2 separate regions of the Homo sapiens genome follow, and region 1 is linked to region 2. A link is an interaction called in ENCODE POLR2A ChIA-PET data of the cell type or tissue named here. Cell type or tissue: OCI-LY7. All regions are shown on one strand. Region 1 overlaps SP7 (Sp7 transcription factor). Region 2 overlaps PCBP2 (poly(rC) binding protein 2).

What was found. ChIA-PET counts read pairs that join two places held together with the same protein. Peaks named below come from ENCODE experiments on the same cell type or tissue, not always from the same donor. Only the 100,000 strongest peaks of a DNase experiment are listed, where the experiment ranks them.
Region 1: POLR2A ChIA-PET joins it to region 2 with 9 read pairs; 15 of 35 experiments call an interaction of 5 or more read pairs at or near these places.

Annotation. Positions count from the first base shown.
Region 1 is chr12:53,324,245-53,326,744 of GRCh38, forward strand. SP7 (Sp7 transcription factor) reads right to left here. Exons shown (of 3, transcript NM_001173467.3): 3 at 2,331-2,500. Among named protein-coding and RNA genes, the nearest start is that of AAAS, 3.9 kb to the left of the region's middle. RefSeq lists an enhancer at 1-278 and a silencer at 592-1,091. In OCI-LY7, CTCF peaks have their summits at 612 (motif pointing right) and 813; DNase peaks (open chromatin) are centred at 17, 267, 677, 1,277 and 2 weaker places; H3K4me3 peaks cover 2,241 bases; H3K27ac peaks cover 1,652 bases.
Region 2 is chr12:53,471,704-53,474,203 of GRCh38, forward strand. PCBP2 (poly(rC) binding protein 2) reads left to right here. Exons shown (of 15, transcript NM_031989.5): 14 at 1-104. Among named protein-coding and RNA genes, the nearest start is that of PCBP2-OT1, 8.5 kb to the left of the region's middle. In OCI-LY7, no CTCF peak of the experiment used is centred here; no DNase peak of the experiment used is centred here.

The sequences.
Region 1 (2,500 bases), 150 kb before region 2:
CAGGAGGCGGAGCTCAGCTTGCTCAGCTCGTCTCCGGCTGTGCGGTTCCTTTACAGGCCACCGACACGACGGGCCGTGGCGCGACCCCTGCTCTAACCTTTTCCCATAGCCCCATTTAATTTCCTATGTGAGTTCACCGTCACCTGGGAAGTCACAGAAAGCTTGAAGAACATAAGGTATACACTGGGGATGGTTTGGGGAACCTGGCTGGGAAAGCCTCCCTGAGAAGGGGAAGTGGGCAGGTTTGAGGGAGAGGAAGTCGGTGACTGACAGATTAGTGGAGAGCACTGAGGACCCACGATAGTTTCCGTTTGTACCTTAGTCGTAACACCATCCAAACCCAGATACCCCTAGGAAAAATCACTCCGGCCTGCAACTTGCATCCTTCGATGAAACCTCGATTTTCACCATCAGGTTATAATGATCGGTTAGGTGCCTGCTTCTTACCCTGTAAGGTGAACTGGAGAGAAGGAACAGTGCTGTTCCGCCCGCTGCCCCCGCCCTGGCCTGGCACAAGTACTGTCCCCTCCTCCATACTGCTTATTTAACGTTTGTGGAACGCTTTTCACCATTTGCGGGTTCTAGAAAGGCCCAAGTCCAGGCCCGGCGCGCTCACCCAGTAACTTCACCAGGGGGCGCGGCTGGCCAGGCAACGCAGCGACCGTGACCCACGCCCTATGGGCTCCGAGCGCTTAGCGGGCGGTCTCCGCCGGCCCCTCCCTACGACCTGGGCGGGAACCGAGAGAGCGCGCAGGCCGCTTCTAAAAGGGGCCCCCTACTTTGGGAGTCGTCACCGGAGCCTGGGTGCCCGGAGCTCCGCCCGCTACCCCTTCCCGGGCCCGCTGGAGCCCGGCGTCCCGACCCGGGGCCGGTAACCAGGCGCACATGGCCCGCCCGGCCCTGTTTGTCCTGGCAGCGCGCCGCCGCTATTTGAAGCGGTTTTTATCTCCCAGAAACCAGCAAAACCCCAAGCGGAGTCTAGGGAAGATGAAAGGGGCCGAAGGGTTGGGGAGGGGAGGACCGCGAGGCTGCGGCGGGCGGGAGCTGGCACCGGACAGGCGGAGACCGGGAGGCGAGAGGGCCAGACTCTGGGGGGTCCGGAGGAGCCCGCCCGGCGGGGTTGAGGCGGGATCCCGGGGTTCCACTCCAGGCCGCCGCCTCGCTCAGACCAGCTCCAAGGCGCCCCCCGCCTTTCCTCTGCCCCAGCCCCCTCTCCCGGGTCTCTTCCGTCACAGCCCCCAGCCCACTAAAGAAGTCTTCGGAACTCGGATTTCTTCAAAGCGCCTTTGAAGTCGCGCGCCCAGCCGGAGGGCAGGAGATTTCGCACCTGGGCGGGGGCGGGAGTGGCGTCAGGGTGGGGAGGGGGCTCGTAACCCGAGCCCCCCCAGGATCGCCGGCCCCCTCCCACCCGTAGCAGCCCCTCTTGCGACCCGTGCGGTGGACAGTCCGACGCGGGGCGCAGCTGGGAGTCGGGCCCAGGCCGGGGGGAGCGGCCTGTGAGCCCCCTCAGCCCAGCGGGGTAACCTTGGGGGGCGGGGGCCGCACAAAGCCCTATTGTGGCTCGGGGATGCTGCCACAGAGTGGTTTTTGTTCTTCGGCTAACTCCGTGGCGGGCACGACTGATTGCAGACCCAGGGCAGGGGGCGGGTTACGTGCCAGGCCCAGTCTGCCCGCCGGGAGCCGCACCACCGCCCGACTGGGGCCGCGCAGGAGTCCGCACTGCAACCGCGGTGCCCGCGCTCGGGTCGCGTCACTGCCCTGACCAGGGTCAGTTGGTGCAGTCCAGAAAGGGCCAGGGTAGAAACCAGTGAGTCTTCCCAACTCTGCAGAAAGCACTGCACGCCCAAAAACTGAACACCGCTGGAGGATTTGACCGAGAAACAATTTTGTTTTGTGTTTTGTTTTGAGACGGAGTCTCGCTCTGCAGCCCACGCTGGAGTGCAGTGGCGCGATCTCAGCTCACTGCAACCTCCACCTCCCAGGTTCCACGATTCTTCTGCCTCAGCCTCCCAAGCAGCTGGGATTACAGGCACCTGCCATCACGCCCGGCTGATTTTTGTATTTTTTAGTACAGACAGGGTTTCATCATGTTAGCGAGGATGGTCTCGAACTCCTGACCTCAGGTGATCCGCCCTTCTGGGCTTCCCGAAGTGCTGGGATTACATGTGTGAGCCACCACGCCCGGCCGATAAACTATTTTACCGCGAGCATAGGTGAGCAAACGTGCACAATAGAATATTCGCCCATGAGTAGTCCCCAATTTGCTAAGGAAAAAAAACCATTGGCCCTCGCTTCACCCTTCCTCTTCTCCTTTTCTCACCAGGACAAAATTTCAAATCCAACTTTTATTTATTAAATTAAAAAAAAAAGACTCCACAAAGGGCATGATCCCTTCCATTCCACAATGTTCTCTCCCCAAGCTCCAGCGGCTTTAACCCTTTAACTTGGGGCCTTGAGACAGCAGGGGACAGAAAAGGAGGATCCAACGTTACAGGAAAGG
Region 2 (2,500 bases):
CAGATCAAAATTGCGAACCCAGTGGAAGGATCTACTGATAGGCAGGTTACCATCACTGGATCTGCTGCCAGCATTAGCCTGGCTCAATATCTAATCAATGTCAGGTAAGATTGCTCTACCTTTTGTCTTATTTATGCCAACACAGTAATGTGTGTGTTGGGGAGAGCTGCAGTGTATTAAATATGGGATTACATGGGCGATGGGTAAAGATGGCCAAAAGGTTTTTTTTTTTTTTTGCTAGCTCTACTTTCTTAGAGTGTAGCAGAAAAAGTAAACTGCAGTAAGTTTTCAAGGGGTTGGTGGGGGGGGGAGCACAGATTGCCCGCATTTAACTTGATGGTTTGGTAAGAGGGAAGAGTGGTCCTTGTCTTCAGTAAGAGTCCTCTGGCTAGAGCACTCACAAAATCAAATGTGGGTCTCTCTTGTTCTACATAGCATATAGACTACTATTTCTTTCACTGATTTGATTTGGAGTCCAAAGCACCCTTAATTGTAATAAGGACATTGGAGTAATAGGACAGCAAGGCAGTTTCTGGGAGGCAGCAATTACCATTTATTCTGGAAACACCCATTTTTCTCACACTGCATGTGTGTTTTATTCAGAGCTTGTGGGAATGTGGGAAGCACAGGTATTGGAATGTTTCGGAAGTGTGAAGTGTGTTTTCTATCTCACTCCTCCCCCAATCTCATCCCTTAATGACTTCCTGAGGGTTTTATTTCCCTTATCCATAGCTAGGTAGTGTTACTACTCTCAATTTTAGGACACTGTTCACAGTCAAATGGGATCCTACAGTCATTTATATTACTTGCTTTCTCAACTCATGGGCTGAAGTCACACCCTTAATTGCTTACTAATATTTCAAAGCATTGTTAGCCTTGAGGCCCTTAGGTCTCTTTTAATAGGGAATGTTGTCTAGTTATCATTTACCTTTCTTATAAGTGTTTAATCTCTTTGTCATAAAAGTTTTACATGAGTTCCTGAATCTAGTACAGGGGAAAGGAATTCCTAAGTATGTGGTCTGTATTGTGCTTGTACTGACCATGTATATATGCTATGGTTATTTAGTGCTAGCTAAGAACATACCATTTCCCCAGTAGCAGTCTGACTTTTGCCTTAAGACTTCATATCTTGAGGTGCTACTACTCTTTGTGTAGAAAAGCTTTCCCTTTCCTAGATTTGTTTTCTTGTCCACCCACCAAGCACACTAGGTCCTTAATGTTGAGAATGAAATGGTAGTAGTAAACTTTTGCACCAAGGTTGTTTGCAAAGAGGTCTTTTTCTTTTTTAGAGATAGGGTTTCATGTTGGTCAGGCTCGTCTCCAACTCCTGACCTCAAGTGATATGCCTCCCAAAGTGCTGGGATTACAAGAATTGTTTTTCTTTCTTTTTTTTTTTTTTGAGACGGAGTCTTGCTCTGTCACCAGGCTGGAGTGCAGTGGCTCCATCTCGGCTCACTGCAACCTCTGCCTCCTGGGCTCAAGTGATTCTCCTGCCTCAGCCTCCCAAGTAGCTGGGACTTACAGGCACGTGCCACCACGTCCAGCTAATTTTTGTATTTTTAGTATAGACGGGGTTTCACCATGTTGGCAAGGATGGCCTCGATCTTTTGACCTTGTCATCCACCTGCCTCGGCCTCCCAAAGTGCTGGGATTACAGGCGTGAGCCACTATGCCCAGCTTGTTTTTCTTATTTGTAATTAGGATTTTGGAGGGCAAGAAGTTTTCAGTTTTCAGTGGCAAGAATCAGGTTTTTGAAAGCTGGAATTTGTTTTGTTCTTTCGATAGGCTTGCCCTTCATGTAATTTAAATTGTGACTGTTTAAATGTGACCTGCTTGCCTAGCTCCTGCAATAGGTCAGTGGCTACATTGTAAGGAAGCAGAATTCTCTTGGTAGAGTGGCTCTTTTCAGGATCATTGTTACTGAATAGCAATTCGGTATCTTAGCCATGGATTAGGGTCAAAACTTTTCAAAGCTTCATCTAACACCAAAGCAAAGATTATGCATGCACAAAGCTTATTCTTTCTCAACTTGGTGCAGTTTAAATGCAGAAGTCAAAGGGTTTTTTTTTTTTTCCTTTCTCATTTTTTTTAAGTCAAGAAGGATTTTACTGGATTCTGAGCATTTTCTCCTGTCTCTTGATTTTTCATGGTGGCAGTCTGTCCTTTTATATAGTTAGTTGACTTCTGTATCCCTTTCCTTTATGGATTGCAGCTGTCCTTGGACATAGGTAAATAAAATGAGGTTTTAAGAGGAGCCTTTCTGCTCTTGAAGACTTAGCGTTGTGGGCTCAATTGTCCAGGCACACTTCCCAAATATATGTAGTTCTGGCTTAGACACATACAGGCATTTGGGAGACATGTACCCTTACTGTTCTGTGGAGCTTATTTTGGGAGTGGAAGCAGCAGCATTTTCGCTTAAGTATGAATTTTTAGGTGATACTTGAGTTTCTCTTTTCCACTTCTGAAAGGTCCACATTAGAAGTATGATCAGTCAGAAACA